Regions from separate parts of the Mus musculus genome. Here region 1 is linked to region 2. A link is a loop called in an ENCODE intact Hi-C map of the cell type or tissue named here. Cell type or tissue: heart. All regions are shown on one strand.

Region 1 (5,000 bases), 500 kb after region 2:
GGCGCCCCCCACCCCCACCCCTCTAATTTGCACCTTTGGTTTAACTACCTGTCATGTCAGGCTTGTCTTTGTAGTGTGGCCTTTGCATCACCCCACCCCTCCAGACACACACCCCCACACACACCTTTCTTCAGTCACTTACATGCGATTGCTGTCTACACAGGGTATGGGAGCCCTTTTTTTATCCCACAACCATTTCACAAAGGACTAGAGAAACTTTTTGCCCAAAATTTCATTTAGAGTAGGAACATATAAAAGCACTTTTAGAGCCTGAAAAACAAGACCATTTAAAAAGTTGAGGGAAGCCGGGCGTGGTGGCACACGCCTTTAATCCCAGCACTTGGGAGGCAGAGGCAAGCAGATTTCTGAGTTCGAGGCCAGCCTGGTCTACAAAGTGAGTTCCAGGACAGCCAAGGCTACACAGAGAAACCCTGTCTCAAAAAACAAAAACACACAAACAAACAGAACAAAAAACAAAAAAAAATTGGGAGAGAGGGACAGAACTGGCTGCAGAAAGTTAGAGATGAACTTTGACACCAAGGAGAAAAGTTTGTGGTCAAGAAACCCCTGTTCTTCATGGAAAGGGGTGATAGCAAGAGAGGCAACGTGGAGTGAAAAGCAGGGGGTATGGGAAGAGGGTACTTTGGTGACCAGGGCCATGGCTTAGTAGGAGTTCACACTTCTATCATGCTCAAGACTTGAGTGCACTCCCTAGTAATGCCGGGGAGGGGCGGGGAGAGGTTCATGGTTGTAGAGCCCCTATCCTAATATTTTGTACAATTTTAGTTCAGATAGAAAGCATCTACATATACAACCATGTAGCCAGCCAGTGGTATAGCTGAGATGGAGAAAATGGTGTGTGTCTGTAAGACACTGTTTCCAACCTTATGGGTGACAGAAATGGTTTCTTCAGGATGTATTTCTCTCTGGCATGTTTCATCCTTATTAACTCTGATATCCCCACTCAACACCACCACTCCCTGTTCCATTCTCTTCCCTTGGTTTTTGGATTCTCTTTCCATATGCAAATCCAAGATGGAGTTTCTAGATTAGTTTCCCAAAGCTGAGGATGAAACCAGGGCTCTGTGTATGCTAGACAACCATTCTATCTCTGGGGTTCATCTCTGCCCTGTCTTCCTCACAGACAGGTGCTTTAAGCCCTGGCCAGGAGACGTTCTTGATATCTCCTCCACAATAAGTTGCATCTCTCTGCTGGGTCCACAGCTGGTCTCCAAGCAATTTAAGCAGACCTGGAAGGGGGAGGGGGGGGGGGGATGTTGTCGCTGTCCGTGGTGCTGAATGTTGCCTTCCCACTCAGAATGGTCGTGGTTTGCCTGTGACATCAAAGCCGAGCTGGGCCTCGGGATAGATGAGAATGGCATCCCGATGCTGTCATCCTCCTCATTGAGAATACATATGGGCTATTTACAGGTGTGGCTGTCAAGACTCCTCGGTTCTAGGAATTAGTTAAGCTTGGAAAGAAAATTGGGCTCAAGGGAGGAATCCTTGGATTTTTCCAGGAGGATGGACTAGGGATAAGGAACGTTGGAAGGGGAGAAGGTTCTAGAAAGGGGCAAGGGAGGGGGTAGGGAAGGGATCATCTTAGTTCGACTACTCTGATTCAAGTTGAGAAGCTCTGTATGCCCCCAATGTCTCCTCTCCCTAGGCCAGCTCCCACTCCTCTTGCCTCCCACCTCCATGAAACTATTTTTAACTGTGCAGAACCAAAAATAGCCTGGCAGCAGCTTCAGGCCGTGGGAGAAGAGCTATTTATATCACCAGTGACGGTTCCGAAATAGCAAGCAGGAGGAGGGGGGCGGCTGGCACGCTAGAGAGCTCCTGGCCGCTGCTAAAAATACTGTCAGTGTGAGTCATCCTGGCCTGGCTGAGTCACCCCACTCTCTCCCCCCCCAAGCGGCAGGCGGCGGCAGCAGCAGCAGCAAAACAGAATTGGAAGCCTGAGATGGGGGAGGTATCACAGCCTTTGGTTATGGGAAAGTGGACAAAGTTGGGAGAGGGGCTTTGGGGTGTGTGTGTGTGTGTGTGTGTGTGTGTGTGTGTGTGTGTGTGTGTGTAGAAGCAATAGGTGGGGGTTACAAGATATTCACAGCCAAACTTACTGGGTGAACATGCAGCATTTGCAGATCTGCCTTCCTGCTATAGGAAGCTTGAGCAACTGAAGGGGGAAAGGGGAGTGTGTGTGTGAGCGCACACGAGTGTGTGCACTTGAATGAGGCTGTGTTGCATGTTCTATGTCTGCATCCAAACCTATCTGTCTGGATACACTTATCTATCTGCATCCATGTATCTATTTGCCTGTGTTTTGATGATAGGCTCTGCATCCTTGTGTGTCTACATATCTGCCAGTACCTGCATCTGTGTTTTTATTTGTCTGTTTTATTTCTCTAAGTCTCTGCCTTTCTGTGTTGTATGCAGTTTTGCGGTTTTGCCTAATATATTTGCTTTTATACCTCTCTGTGTGTTTGTGTCCATATATGAGTCTGCCTTGAGCCTTTTCTTCAGCGTTAGGTGGTTTGTGCTGACTGTGCTTCCTGAGACTCCGTGCACCTTTGGTTGCCCACTAGGACGCCATTCGTTGGTTTTTGCACCATCTATCCTTTGTTCCCCTCTCTCCACCAAACATCCTTTTTTCTAACTCTTAGCCTCTAACAGTTTGCAAAGGCCTCTCTGCTGCACACAATCTCTGCAATGGAGGAAAACAAGTTCACAGGAGCACCCTTCTCTGGAACCATCCAGAACCTTCTCTGGCCTGCAGGAGTGCATGGTTTTCTATCACTCCATATTTGGGGAGCTGATAGAAGGGCTTTCTTTAGTTCTAAAAAAATTGCTGGTGTGGGCATAGGCATGTGTAGCACGCACATACACACAGGCACACACACAACTGAGAGAATGAGAGAGAAAAAATATCAAGGTCCCTTCTTTACTGAGCAGAGCTCGCATCTGTTGCCATGGAAACCCACCCACTCCTTCCCCGAAAAACCACCAAGAAGAGGTGATGGCATCGTGAAGGGATTGGCTGATTCCTTTCTTTATTTTTTTCCCGAAAAAGGCCTTTTTATAGCAAGAGCAGACCATGAAGTCCTCTGCTCCTCTCTTCATGGCTTTATTGGGGCTCTAGAGGGTCATCACCCCTCAATCCCTATTAGAGAAATGGTGCATCTTTTTCAGAGATTGTCCAGGAGGAAGACCTCCTGAGGAATTGGAATGGAGGGTTTGATTCTTAAGAATATCATGGAGACTCCTGGCTCCTTTTCTCAAATACTGGAGCAAGGATGTTGACGGGGGACTGTCGGCATACATGTGGTATTTGTCTGCACAAGTATGCCTATGAGGAAGAGAAGGAAGGATGAAGCAAAGGAGAGGGAGGGGAAGAGGAAGAGGGACAGAATGAGAAAATAAAGGAATCCCTTGCTAGGGCTTCTGAGATAAATCAGTGCTGAAGGATGCAGCACTCCGAGATCATCTGAGCAGATGAGCAGGACAACTTTCACTTTATGATGCCGTGGGTGGGGCTGCAGGTTCCCAGTGGACCACAGCTGTGGCTGCTTCGTGGAGACCCCAGGGAAGCTGGGACCAGAGCTGAATGTTCTGGGAGAACTCAGAGCTTTCTGTTCCTGACTCTGATCCCAGCCTGAGTCTTGAAGGCCTCTCCCAAGGTCTGGCACCAGCCACTGCGGCCATGTTGCTCCCTGACATGAACTCTAGCACCCTGCCAAATGCCCGGACAGTGGAGAGGAAGAGAGATTCCTCGTTTCCTCCTGTGCTGGGCTTGCTCCAGAAATGGGGTCACTGAGGACCGCATGTTAGAAAGACAGACCAAGAATCCAACTATAATGAAATATTTGTCTCCATCCAAGAAGGCCACCGTCACCTGCAGCAGACAAGGATGTGGCCTCGTGTGCTGCTAGACTCAGTGCCACTCAAAGGGGTGGAGTAAAGGGAGAGAGAGACTTACTCTGATCTCTTAGGCACTTTTTATTTTGCAATTTTTAATTTGTCACATGAAGAGAACACACATGTGTCATGGTGTCTGTGTGTGGAGGTCAGAGGTTAACTTGCAGGCGTCAGTTCTTTCACTTTGACACACAGCCTTCCTAGCCACCCTAACCTTCCTCTTAGCTATTGTCTCAGGACTGATGATTGAGATTATTACGTTCATTCTATAGTCGATGAGGTTAAGATCAGAAGTGAGCAATGACTTAAAGTCAGACAGCAGGGCTCTGGCAGTGCCCTGTGCATGGTTCATTCCTCCCCATTCAAACTTGTTCTCTTGCCGTGTAGAACGAGATTGGGGCCTATACACTATGGCACCGAATAAAATCTGGTCCGCTGTTTCTTTTCATTAATGAAGTTTTACTGGGACACATTCAGACCATTCACATACTTATGGCTGGTGCCCTTCTTCACACAGTCACAGAGTTAAGTGCAGAAGGGACTAGAGCTCCCACCAAGCCCAAACACCTACTACCTAACCCTTGACAGAAAATCCTGCCACCCTTAGAGCAGAAGGTAAAGAAATAGCTTTCCCTCTCTCTGGAAAGCTCTCCAGTCTCAGAACAAACTGAGCTGTCACATCCTCTCTCTACTCTCTTTACCCATCTTAGGGAGAAGAACTTGGGAAGTCCTTCCTAATGTCTAGCTTTCTTTGTAACTATGAATATATGGTCTCCCCATCCAAGAATGATTGTGCATAACCCATTTCCATGTCAACATGAGTTCTACTTGACAATGAAAAAGCAGGTTACCCTATCCATCCTTAGTGTCTTGGGACTGCGTTTTGGGAAGACAAATTGTTCCATATTGGAGGTTAAGTTGTAATCGAGAAGACCACTTTTTCTTAGAGGAAAAAATGAGCATATTATATGATTGGTCCCTCTAGTCTGACCCAAGAGATGAATATACACCTTCCCAGAGAGGATGAGAAACTTGCTCATAGTCACACAGCCAAAATGAGATGAACTCAGAATTAAAAATCCATG
Region 2 (5,000 bases):
CAGCCGTGCTGGCTGAGGAATGCGCTCCCTGGCTTTGAGCAGGCTGAAAAAGAGGCTGCTTGAGGAACAGGAGCGGAGCAGGGCAGACTGGAGTACAGTGAGTCCCAGGCCTGCTAGCTGTAAGATCCAAGACCCCTGGACTGCGACGGAGAGGCTCTGCCCACAGAGGCCAGAGCAAATATTGGGGTGAGGGCACTGAAAGGAGGATGTAGATCAAGACAGCTGGACAGATGCTGTCTGAGGGCCAGTGAGTGTCAAGTCCTGGCACACGCCTCCACATAGGCCATGCTGACCCATGCCTGGGAGGCTTCTGGGTACCACAACCTTCATGTGTGCCTGCACCGACAGAGAGGTCTACAAGGTGGGGAATGCATGTCTCCATGAGGCAGCTAGCTAACTGGCTAGGGGGTACCCCCACCTGGAAACAAAAGCTACATCACCTCAGCTCTTTCTGGTCAGAGTTGAGCTCAGCCTGACTATGGTTCTGGCCTGACTCAGTATGATCCCCCTGCCTCCCCCTGCCAAATCTGGAAAGGTAAGATCGGTCGGCATCTCCTTCGATGGATGGGGAAACTGAGGCTCCAAGTGCAGGAGGGGCTAGGCAGCTGTTACAGAGCCTGGCTGTCCTGTAAAGGAAGGGGGCTGGAGAGATGGTTCAGGGGGTAAGAGCACTGACTGCTCTTCTGAAGATCCTGAGTTCAAATCCCAGCAACCGCATGATGGCTCACAACCATCCGTAATGAGATCTGACACCCTCTTCTGGTGCATCTGAAGACAGCTACAGTGTATTTAGATCTAATAATAAAACCAATGGAAGTGGAAAGATGGGCTGGGTATACAACAGGGATGTGGGAGGCAGCGGGGAGCAGGGAAAGGAGTCCTTTGCAGCAAATGCATGCAGTGCCTGGGCATTGCGGTCTGAGGCCTTTGGAGGCAGATTGTGCTTCTCAATCACACCATGGCCATACGTACTTCCTGAACGCCTACAATGCAGCCAGCATGGTCTGAAAAGGACATTCACAGCAAGTGCAAGGAGAGACAGCCTTGTGGATGTGTGACTCAGACTGATAATGTCACAGCCCTACTGAAAGGCAGTGGTCTCTGCTCCAGCTAAAATCCCCCAAACACATGAGATTCCCATGTCCTCTGGCACAAGTGACCCCAAATCAGAAACTTGAGAAGCTCACTCACAGCTCTGGAAGCCATGCCAGAAGGTCAAGAGTCAGGCGTACTGACACAACCCTGTAATCCCAGCATCTGGGAGTTAAAGGATGGGGGATCAGGAGTACAAGGCCAGCTTTGGCTTTATGATGAGTTTGAGGCTAGCCTTGACTACAAGACCTTACCTTAAAATAAACAGATAGAGCTGGCAAGATTGCTCAGTGGGGAAATCACTTGCTGTGTGCCCTTGATAACCTGAGATCCACCTGGGTCGCATAGGGAAGAGTGAACCAACTATGGAAGTTGCCCTCTGACCTCCACATGTGCACTGTGTCATGCACATATACATATACACACACACACACACACACACACATACACACACATATACACACACATACACACACCCATACACACACACACACACCCATACACACACACACACATACACACACCCACACCCACACCCCCCCCCCCCACACACACACAAGTTCCCAATGGCCACCAGGACCAGGACCTCTTGTGTGCCTTTAGTAGCCCTACCAGGTTTCTGAGCTCTGAGAAAACAAGGAGCCCATCACTGCATTGCCCTTCGGAGTGAGGCCGTGGACTCTGAACCTGGGAGAGGCCCAGAGCCTGTGCATTAGTCACTAGACAAAGACTTTCCTTCAGGTCAGTGGCTTTATTAATGGGTTCAACCCCAGTGTTAGGCAGTGTGTATGTGTAGGAGGAAGGTCTCTTCTCCACTCCTGACCTCAGTTTCCCTCTGTCACACAGGGAGAGAAGACTTCCCTGCTTTCTTCATCGGGATATCATGAAGTCCAAAGGCAGCCATATGCATGTTTGGGCTTCTCAGGCATATAGCAACCCCCCCAGGACAGTCCAGACATGGTCCTAGCCTGTGAAGGCTCACAGTCTATGAGGGAGGCCCAAGCCTTGGCCAGTCACTGGCAGCTGCCCAGAAAGCCATGTGGAGCTTGGCCCTGGGAGCAGGTGATATTCAGGAAGTTCTCAGCCTTTCTTTGGCTTCACTGAACTCTGACCTGGAAGTGGGTGGCTGGTCTTTGTGGGGCCAAGGGGTCACAGTTGCTACTCTCATTTCTGTGTAGGTCCCTAAGACCTTCATAAATGCCAGTCCAGGGAGTCTTTAAACCCAAAAGGTAGAGAGCCAGGTATTTCCTCTTCAGGCCTATGGAGATCTTTGCTAAGAGATAGGTGCCAGAACCAAGAAGAGCAGCCACATGGGGGCTTTGAATGATCTGGTGGCAGAGGCCTCCTTGGGTCACAAGACAAAGTTCAAAAGCTGGAGCAGTTCAGAGTCCAGAAAAGCCATGCAGGGGCAGATGAAAAGACACAGGAGCAGAGCCGGTGGAGTGAGGGACAGTCACAGCAGCTTTAGTTGTTGGTGTCCAACAAGGTCTCTGGGGAGGCTGGTTGACTCAGGGTCACACTGGGGAAGCTGGCGACAAAACTCCTCCACCTTCTTTTCACATGCTGGAAGACCAAAGTAGGAGAAACATCATAGCAGTGGCTTCAAGTGGTGTTCCACTCACAGCCACCAGGTGGGGGTAGAGCCATGAAAGAGAAGCTAAACTCCTGGGGGGAGGGGAGACCCTTCCCCCTGGGACGAAGGGCCAGGAGGGGTGGGGCAAATCTACTCTTCATCCTGTGTGAGAGGTACAGACGGTAATTTGCCAGAAGTTGCATTGGCCAATCTGCCTGCCTCCTGCTCTAGTCACCCTTGCAACATAGTATTACATTAATCATCTTAATACAGCTCTCAGAGCCTTGTGTGGTAATATATGCCTGCACTCCCAGCACTCAGAACACTGAGTAGGATCAAGAGTTCCAGGCCACTCTGGGCTACTTATCGAGACCCCATCTCAAAACAGAAACAGCTCTGACCATATTCCACCCAGACCCCATTTGCCCACCCTCCTCCAACCTTCAGTGAATCCCCAGTGCCCACAGGGGTGAGGGGAATCACAACTGCTTTTAGTCAAATGCATTCAATTCCTGGGTATTTTGCTTGGCTTTCCTCAGGTCAGCTGTGCTCTTAACCCTTTGCTGCCCGGAGTCCCCACCCTTCCCCATGAAAGTGATAATTCAGTTTGAAGCCACACCTGCTGGTACTGTCTCAGCCACCGCCGGCTGCCTCCTCCTCTCTGGCCTTGGATCAGCTGTTCTTTGTCTCCCAGGGTCCCTGGCAGCCGCTCCTGGACAGAGACCTCCAGCCCTTCCGTGCCATCGGGGACCTGCGACCTGGACTTCTCACGGCCCAGTCTGAGGCTCAGTGCTCTGTGGAGTCGGCCATCCAGAGACCTCCCCTGGGACTCATGGAGCCTCCCATAGGAGGGCCGGGGTTCTCTAAAGGACTGGCTACGCAGGCTGGTCCCCATGATCCTAGAAGCTAGCACTGGTCGGTAAGCCACTAGCTTTGTGAGATGGCCTGGTGCCTTCACTCATATGATGGGAGATCACCTGTAGACAAAGGTCAGTGCTGCTGAGGTGGCTGTCATAAACCAAAGGGCAGGCCACAGAGGCCAAATATCTCTGAGTCATTCTCTCCATTGACTTCTCACCCTGTGGGACTATACAGCGCAGGCTGGCTTCCAGCTCGGGATCCTTCTGAATGCTAGGCTGGTTCCTATTGTCTTCCCTCCTCCCTCCAGACAGCCTTCTCTGACCACACCACCCTGGAGACCTTGCCGGCCTCCTCTGGCCTTGGCCTTGGCTGGCCGTACCACTCATCTCATTGACATTAAGCAAAGATTACTTCTACAACAGGACAGAGAACAGAATAGCTTCATTCTACAACAGTCAAAACCGTAACTACCAGGGTGAAATCGGGTAAGGCAGGGGCTGGACAGTGGACGGTACTTGTTTTCATGGCTCCAGACCTTCAGTTTTACAAGGTGAAAAGTGCTCTGGAGGTCAGCGGCACACATCCAAAATCGTGACCTGCAGGGGCTGGGGGGACGGCTCACTCATAAAGTGCTTGCTGCACAGGATCTGGGTTGGGTTCCCTGGTACCCCTGTGGAAAGGTGGATATGCATCTGTCATCCCAGACCTGGGAGAGACAGGAAACTCTCTGGGACTTGCAGTCCCTGTCTGAGCTGCATTGGTGAACTCCTGACCCAGTGGGACACACTGTCTCAAAAACTAAGGGGAAGGAGTGGTCGAGTGGGTACAGGCACTTGCTGACAAGCCTGACAACCTGAGTTTGATCCTTGGGATTCACCTGGTGGAGAGAACTGGCTGCCACAGGCTTTCCTCTCTCCACCACACATGCGCTGTGGCTCTCAAGAACACACAATACACACACACACACACACACACACACACACACACACACACAAATAAATGTAATTTGAAAATGTAAAAAGGTGAGGCCAGGCAAGGTGGCTCATTCAGTGCTCATGCCAGGGGAATTTCTGTGAGTTTCGGCCAGCCTGGTCTACACAGCTAGTTCCTCTCTCAAAAACTAAGAGGAAAAAAATTAAAGGTAGAGAATGACAGAGGAAGACACTTAGTGTCAACTTCTAGATTACACACATGTGTGCGAGTGTACACACACACACATAATCCCTTCACACACCATACAGAGACACAAAGAAAAAAATGACCTATAGTAAATATTATCTCAGTGCCAGACTTTTGTCTTAGACAGGGTCTTATGTTGCCCAGATGGGCCTCGCTATGTGGCAGAGGATGATCTCGAATTCCTGATCTCTGCCCTCCTCCACCTCCTGAATTCTTGGATTACAAGTATGGGTCACCATGCCTTGTGTAGACAGTGCTGGGGATGGAACACTGATGCTTGTGCACGCTAGGCAAG

What was found. Peaks named below come from ENCODE experiments on the same cell type or tissue, not always from the same donor. Only the 100,000 strongest peaks of a DNase experiment are listed, where the experiment ranks them.
Region 1: a loop joins it to region 2, with 2.2 times the contacts of the local background. A loop is called at or near these places in 6 of 42 quality-filtered maps.

What each region holds. Positions count from the first base shown.
Region 1 is chr19:4,991,273-4,996,272 of GRCm38, forward strand. It overlaps a transcript of Npas4 not described here. Among named protein-coding and RNA genes, the nearest start is that of Npas4, 3.8 kb to the left of the region's middle. In heart, a CTCF peak has its summit at 1,893; a DNase peak (open chromatin) is centred at 1,809; H3K4me3 peaks cover 1,135 bases; H3K27ac peaks cover 1,651 bases; H3K27me3 peaks cover 1,109 bases.
Region 2 is chr19:4,494,960-4,499,959 of GRCm38, forward strand. 2010003K11Rik (RIKEN cDNA 2010003K11 gene) reads right to left here and starts at 3,624. Exons shown (of 2, transcript NM_027237.2): 1 at 3,285-3,624; 2 at 1,829-2,655. The coding sequence starts at 3,560. The coding sequence ends at 2,557. In heart, CTCF peaks have their summits at 2,711 (motif pointing right) and 2,912; a DNase peak (open chromatin) is centred at 2,752; H3K4me3 peaks cover 504 bases; H3K27ac peaks cover 779 bases.